Linked DNA regions of Homo sapiens: region 2 is linked to region 1. Evidence: chromatin loops called from intact Hi-C (ENCODE). Cell type or tissue: breast epithelium. All regions are shown on one strand.

Evidence for each region. A loop is a pair of places that touch in the nucleus more often than their neighbours do. Peaks named below come from ENCODE experiments on the same cell type or tissue, not always from the same donor. Only the 100,000 strongest peaks of a DNase experiment are listed, where the experiment ranks them.
Region 2: it touches region 1 in a loop (27-fold over the local background); 1 of 110 quality-filtered maps calls a loop at or near these places.

Annotation. Positions count from the first base shown.
Region 1 is chr1:59,258,783-59,262,782 of GRCh38, reverse strand. No RefSeq gene overlaps it. Among named protein-coding and RNA genes, the nearest start is that of FGGY-DT, 36 kb to the left of the region's middle. In breast epithelium, no CTCF peak of the experiment used is centred here; no DNase peak of the experiment used is centred here; H3K27ac peaks cover 1,558 bases.
Region 2 is chr1:59,327,972-59,331,971 of GRCh38, reverse strand. The region is part of intron 2 of FGGY (FGGY carbohydrate kinase domain containing); the gene reads right to left. Among named protein-coding and RNA genes, the nearest start is that of FGGY, 33 kb to the right of the region's middle. In breast epithelium, no CTCF peak of the experiment used is centred here; a DNase peak (open chromatin) is centred at 2,401.

The DNA.
Region 1 (4,000 bases):
AGTTGTTCCTGAGCCCCAACTATATCCAACCTTCACCCAGCCTTGGAACTGTGAGATACCCATGGATACTTCCAGTGCATTCTACATTTGCTTTATTTGGTTTAAGATGGGTTTCTGTCACTCTGTCACTAAGAACACAAACTGGTTAATATATGTTGACCACTTTTGAGAGCCCATTGGGATGGCATTTATTGCTTGAGTTGATCACCAGGATAAATGAAATCAAAACTGTAATGAAGGATCCTAGATTTTAACATATTGATTCTAAAATATATTTATCTAAAGTTTCCGCTGGGAGACAGCACAATCTGATAGAAAGATTATGGGCCTTGGTAGCAGACTTTGAGTTCATTTTTCCAAGCAGAAATTGTGAGGTTGGGCTATTGACTATGCTACTCTGAGCCTTATCTCTCAAATGGAGATAATAATACCTACCATAGGGAGTTATTATCCTATGGTGTAATGAATAATGCATTAAAGGACTTGACACAGAATCTGGCTCACCGTAGGCTTTCAGCATTCCACATTTCGCAGAAGCTAAGATATCATCAACTGCAATATGCATTATGATTTCATGTACCACTGAGAAAGGAGAAGCTGATTAATCAACTTTATGAGGCATTCCCATTTTAGAGTTTTTAAACTATAGAAAGAAGTATGTCTTAAAGTTGCTGAAATATACTAAATTGATTGGGCACAGATGATCCAGGCACAACGTTAGGCACTGGCCATATAGGAGGGAGTAAGACTGGCACTGCTTTCAAAGTGCTCAGGATCTAGTAAGTAATATATTTCAGATTTTCAAAAGGACCCAGAATAACCTTAGAGGACAAGTTCATCACTCAGAGATGGCTGGAACCAAGAAGTAAAGCAGTGGAGAAACACCAGACTTTAATCCCCTTATATGTTGTTAGATCCTATAGCAGTTACATTTTCATGCTCTGCATACAATCCAAAACAAATTGTCTGCTTACAATTAAAATCCTGCTGAGTTTCCAACAGTTCAGCCCCCAGGGAGCTATTTGAACACCATGTCTTATCCACAATGACGCAATTCTACTTTTAAGGGACAATTAAGGGGTTTCCTTGTAAGTTAGGCCAAACTTTCTCCAAAATACATGAAGGAAGTGCCTGGAAAAGAAAACATTTGAGGCTTGTTTTCATACTGTCACTTAAGAATAACAATTTCCAAAAAGAACTGAATTTTCTTTTATCAAATTTGGAAGGCTTGTGCTTTATAGCTCTTTGCAGGCTTTTGGTAGAACAGAACAAAGTCCCTTAGGAAACTTAATGTAACAGTAACCAAATGTCCTTGTTAAGCAGCCATTTATGGGTCTATTAAATCTGATCTGAACTGTGATATTTTGTGGTAAATCTTTTCTCCAATATAAATTGCTCAATATGGACTTCCTAAGGCATCTACTCCCTGAGAGACAACTTCAACATCATCCCAGAAAAGGCAAATGTGTTTGCATCTTCTTGGGCAATGCTTCCAGAAGGGTGGGGGTGGGGTTGGGGGGATTGAGAAAAGAATATTTTCTTTGCCTTATTTGCTTAAGAAGACTTAAAAATGATTTTAGAGATGGTTCAGCCTAAGTGCTTTCATGTTACAGATGAGATGGGGGACCAATAACTATTGCATTAAGTATTTAGTGTAGACCAGGCACTGTCTTAGAGCCTGGGGATGCAGAGATAGAGAAGATGTTTTCTCTGCCCTCAAGATGCTCACTGTCCAGTAGGGGAAGAGAGATCAGTAAGTAGAGCAGTAAGTGCTGGGCAACCAGGGACTCCCCCTAAACTAGGGCTGGCAGCTGGGGGGGTGGAGAGGCAAACAATCTTCATTTTTAAAGTGCATTGTCAGGTTCTCTGCAGGAATCAGAATTCATTCCTATGGTCTAAAGGGAGAGACTGTAATGAAGGACTAATAAAGGCAAAGTTAAGAAAGTAAACAATGGATTTTGAGGTACCCTGAGAATATTAATGGTGAGAAGCCATTGTGTCCCTTAAAGCCAAAGGGGGCAGGGAAGAAATAGCGTATGATAAGCCAGTAAGCATGGAGAGGCACCTTTTCAGCAAGAGCTGCAGAGGGTCACGAAGAGGGTCACAGCTGCTGCCAGAAAAAGGGCACCAAAGCAAGGAGGGAGCAGCAAAGAAACGTCTCAGCCTCTCTCTGCTCTGGTTTTCCTGTTTTCCATTGGTGCTTCCCATTGGCTGAACTCAACTGGAAGCCAATTGCAAATGTGATGTAACCTGACAAAGTTAGCATCCCAAAACATAGAGCTAGGCAAAAAAAAACAGAAAGAATGGATCTGGGAGAGAGGGCAAATGGAGATTAACCAGCACATCTGGCATTTATAATTTTTCAAGGGGCCTAGGTACACACGCACACACAGGCATGTGCATTTGCACACACACACACACACACACACACACACACACACACACCCCTCATTCATTTGGCAAATACTTACCAAGTATCATTGGCCCTTGTTATCCATGGTGGTTTGGTTCCAGGACCCCTCAGACACCAAAATCTGCAGATGCTCAAGTCCCTGATATGAAATGGTGTAGTATTTGCATGTAACCTATGCACATCCTTCCATATACTTTAAGTAGTCTCTAGATTAGTTATAATATAAGCTTTAATAAAAGTTCTCCTTTGTATCTTTGCTTGTGCTAATTCCTCTGCCTGGAATTCCCTTTTTCACCATTTATTTAAGAAAAAGACTTGATAGCAGCTATAGAGACTGCATATGAATAGTGCCGGGCAAGATAAGAGGATGGCCAGGAAGCAGTAGTGGAAGTTGGAGGGGATTGGGGAAGAAAATCAACAGGAACAGGGCTCAGAATGAAAAGCAAGTGCCAAAGTAGTGACAGCAATTTCAAGATGGAATCTGTGAAACAAAAAGTTTACATGAGCAAGTTAGTTTTAAATCTCCATATCTAGCCGCCTTCAGCATTGTTTTGTGCTTGCCTTAAAGCTTCAAGTCTGAGTGGTTATTTCCTAATTAAAATGATTTGTTGTTTTGCATTAGCATTCAGTAATACCTGAACCCACTTTGTTTCATTTAATAATCTGCCAGGGCCTCCAGAGGTTGCTGATTAAAGTGTAAACTATTTGGAAAGAACTTTTGTGACATATCAAGAAACTTCAAACTTTATTCTTTAATCTCAGAATTTCACTAAAAATGAGATTAATAGCTAACACAACTCAGTGTGTAGTCTGTACAGTCTGTACAGGCAATTATTTTAAGTGCTTTACAGGTAGTTGAACAGTTAAGCTTCATTAACTCTGTGAGGTAGGTACTATTATTGTCCCATTTTACTGATGAGGAAAAAAGCAAGGAAAGTAGAGTTGACATGTCATGCCTACACTTGCACAGGTAGCAATTTGCAGTGCTAGAATTTAAACCCATACAGTCTAACTTCAGAGTTGGCTCACTTAATACCATACTACACTGCCTCACCATTTATGTAGGCAAATATATGGGTTAAGATCTAGGCACAAAGGTAGGCATTAACATATTATTTATCCTGGGAAATATTTTTATACTTCTAAAGCTAAAATTTACTTACAGCAATGTGCACAAATCTTAAGTGTTTAGCTCAATAAATTTAAAGTGTTTAGCTCAATACATTTTTAAATATAAATATACCCATGTAACCACCACCCATATCAAGCTATAGGACCTTTCCAGTACTCCATATGCCTCCTTCTTGTCAATAGTCCATACCTAGAAGTAATTACTATCTAATTTTCATCAACATAGATTAATTTTGCCTTTTCAAGAACTTCATATAAAGAAATCATATAGTAGGTCTTCTCTTGTGACTAATCCTTTCATCAAGCTTAATGTTTGTAAGCCTCATCCATTTTTGGTGTATAACAATAGCTTGTTCTTTTATATTATTGTGTTCTATTATATTGTATGAATCAGTCATTCATTGTACGAATCTATCATAGTTTGCTTACTCACCCTCCTGCTGGACACTCATGTTG
Region 2 (4,000 bases), 69 kb before region 1:
TCCAGCTTGCAGTAGAGTTCTGAGTGGCAGGTACTGTATTCTTTTAAATCTTGATTTGAATGCCTTTGTCAGCTTTGGGGGCGTGCGAGGAGTTATGCAATCACCAGTTCCCTCAGGCTCCATCACTACCTGTTGGTTACACAGTTCAATCACTCACTTAGCCATAAGTCCTTAGCGAAAATAATCAAGCCCCTTCTAGGGTCAGGCTGTGCAGAATTTTCTCTTCTAGGTATTGGAAAAACAATGGAGAGAAAAACTTTTTTTTTTAATCCTTGCTCTTTTGGAGATTACATTTTAGTAGGGATAGACAATACCCAATAAATCAAATAAATTACATAGTGTAGATATAGTATACTAGCAAGTGATTACTCAGGGGGATTAGGAATGCAAGGAGGAGGTGGTTCCTATGCAAGATGCAAGTGAAATTTGAGGATACACCTGAAAGACATGAGGAGTGGACCTCATGGAAATCTGGGGGAAGAGTGTTCCAGGCAGGGGAACAGCGAGCGCAGAGGTCCTGGGAGGGGGAACAGCAAGAAGACAAATACAGCTTGTGTTGGGGCGTGCATTACCTGGAAGGCCCTTGAAGGCAGTCAATTTTGTAAAAGCTACTCTAGTGACCAGTGAAGTAAATAAACCCAGTCCTAATCCTTTACCTACGTAGCATCCCAGCTTAGGTATGGTATTGCCATTTGATGATAAGATGATGAAATAAAGGCCAAATACTCTCATTTATATCAGTGACCCCAACATTCTGCCAAGAACTGAAACTCAAATAGCCTCTACCTCCTTCCTCTCCATTGTTGCCAAGTCCAGTTACGCCTGCCTTCCTAAAGCCTCTCAGTCTCAGCCCTCCTATTTATTCCTCTGCCAATAGTCTAATCTAGCCATTTATTATTAAAAATATTAAGCACCTATATGTGCCAGACACAGAGAACATATCCTGGTCAAGAGAGACGTGGTCCCAGTCTTCCCAAAGTTTATAGTTTAAAAAAAAAAAAATCTCAGCCTCTGAAACTCATCAGGATGTCTGCCTCCTGACATCCTTAAATTTAGTTTCTTCTCTGCCAGCCATTCTGAATCTGTTGCAAGACTGGTCAATCTCAAACTCAGGATGATTCTAGAGGAGCTCCCCATTGGTCTGAGCCAGCTGTCTCACCTACCCCTGTATCGTCAATTCTAGCCTCCCTTTCCTTCTTCCTATTAGAAACCACCTATTACAGCTAGGATTCGATCCTTGATGTTCCCATCTCAGCGCTTCTGACCATTCTATTCCTCCAGTTCCAATTGTCTTCTCTTAAGAGTTCAAGAGTCACTTTTTGCCCTACATCCTTTCTCAAGTTTTCTCCAGTGGGTAGAAGTAGGGAGGTCTCCATTTCTTTTCTTTTCTTTTTTTTTTTTTTGAGATGGAGTCTTGCTTTGTCGCCCAGGCTGGAGGGCAGTGCTGCGATCTCGGCTTATTGCAACCTCCGCCTCCCGGGTTCAAGTGATTCTCCTGCCTCAGCCTCCTCAGTAGTTGGGATTACAGGCGCACACCACCACGCCCAGCTAATTTTTGTATTTTTAGTAAAAACAAGGTTTTGCCATGTTGACCAGGCGGGTCTCAAACTCCTGACCTCATGATCTGCCCACCTGGGCCTCCCAAAGTGCTCTCAATTTCTTTTGACCCTTCATTTTTTTTACACTTCCTGGGTCTAATATAACCCAGGCTCTGGGTAAGCAAAACATAGCTCCTGCCCTCCTGAAACATAAAATCTAGTAGGGAAGACATACATTAATCCAAAAAGTGAAATATCTTATTATTTTGTTTCATTTTATGGTATTTTATTCTTGATTTATAGAATGATTTTATTATTTGATAACAAAAAATGAATGATTCACGAACCACATGGAGTTCTATGAAAGAGACGTACAAGGCACTGTGAAAACATTTAATAAGTGAAATAAGACTTAGTTGGAGGTGGTATTGGTAGAGAAAATGCTCCTTCCTTGAAGAACTAACTTTTGAATTAAGGTTTGGGGCAGCACTATCCAATGGAACTTTCTACAATAATGAAAATGTGCTATATCTGTGCTGTTCAGTATAATAGCCACCATGTGGCTATTGAGCACTTGAAATTTGGCTGGAGCAAAAGAGGAAGTGAATGTTTAATTATATTTAATTGTAATTACTATAAATTTAAATGGCATTGTGGGTTCAGCAACTATTGGATTGGATAGCTTAGGTCTAAGGATGAACAGGAGTTAGATATGCTGGTGGAAGGTAGGAAGGATATGCAGCCAGAAGAAAGAATCTGGGTAACAATTCTTACGCTAAAGGGAGCATTGCATGTTTGAGGACATGACAGAAGGAAGGTGTGGCTGGAATGCAGAGAGCCAGGAGAAGCATCATGAGATGAGCCAGGAATGCAAGTCGAGACAGGCCATGTAGGGCCCTGAAGGCCATGTTAAGGATTGAGTTCTACCCAAATACAGGCATACCTCATTTTATCGTGCTTCACTTTATTGCACTTTGCAGATATTACATTTTTTACAAATTGAACGTCTGTGGCAACCCTGCAGTAAGCAAGTCCATTGCTGCCATTTTTCCAACAGCATGTGCTCACTTCATTAGCATTTTTAGCAATAAAGTATTTTTTAATTAAGGTACCTTTTTTTTAGATACAGTGCTATTGCACACTTAATAGACTACGGTACAGCACAAACAAAACATTTATGTATGCTGGGGAATCAAAAAATTCATGTGACTTGCTTTATTGAGATATTTGCTTTGTGGCAGTGGTCTGGAACTAAAACCGCAGTTTGAGGTATGCCTCAGGCATATCTGGTATCATTGTGCTTTGCTTTACCGCATCTTGCAGATTGTGTTTTTTACAAATTGAAGGTGTGTAGCAGCTCTGCAAAGAGCAAGTCTATCAGTGTCATTTTTCCAATAGCTCATGTCACCTCATGTCTGTGTCACATTCTGGTAATTCTTAATAATATTTCAAACTTTCATTAATATTATATCTGCTATGATAATATTTGATGTTACTATTGCATTTGTTTTGGGGCACCACAAACTGCACCCATATAAGACGGGCAAACTTAATAGATAAATGTGGTGTGTGTTCTCACTGCTCCACAGACTAGCTATTCCTCATCTCTCTCCCTCTCCTTAGGGATCCCTACCCCCGAGACACAACTTTGAAATTAGGCCAATTAATAACCCTACAATGGTCTCCAAATGTTCAAGTGAAAGAAGGAGTCATAGTCTCTCACTTTAAATGTAAAGCTAGAAATGATTAAGCTTAGTCAAGTAGGCATAGGGAAAGCCAAGACTGGCAAAAAGATAGGCCTCTTGCACCAAATAGTCAAGCTGTGAATGCAAAAGAAAGTTCGTAAGGAAAACTAAAAGCGCTACTCCAGTGAACACCTGAATAAGAAAGTGAAACAGTCTTATTGCTGATATGGAGAAAATTTGAGTGGTCTAGATAGAAGATCAAACCAGCCACAACATTCTTTAAGTCAAAGCTTAATCCAGAGCACAGTCCTAACTCTTCAATTCTGTAAAGGCTGAGACAGGTGAGGAAGCTACAGAATGAAAAGTTTGAAGCTACCAGAAGTTGGTTCAGGAGGTTTAAGTAAACAAGCCATTTCCATAATATAAAAACACAAGGTGAAGCAGCAAGTGCTGATGTAGAAACTCCAGCAAGTTATACAGATGATTTGGGTAAGACAATCAATGAAGGTGTCTACACTAAACAACATATTTTTAAGGTAGGCAAAACAGCCTTATATTGGAAGAAGATACCATCTAGGACTTTCACAGCTAGAGACAAAAAGCCAATGCCTGGCCTCAAAGCTTCAAAGGACAAGCTGGCTCTCTTGTTAGGGGCAAATGCAGCTGGTGACTTAAGTTGAAGCCAATGCTCATTTACTATTCCAAAAATCCTAGGGCCCTTAAGAATTATGCTAAATCTACTCTGCCTGTGCTCTAGAAATGGAACAACAAAGCCTG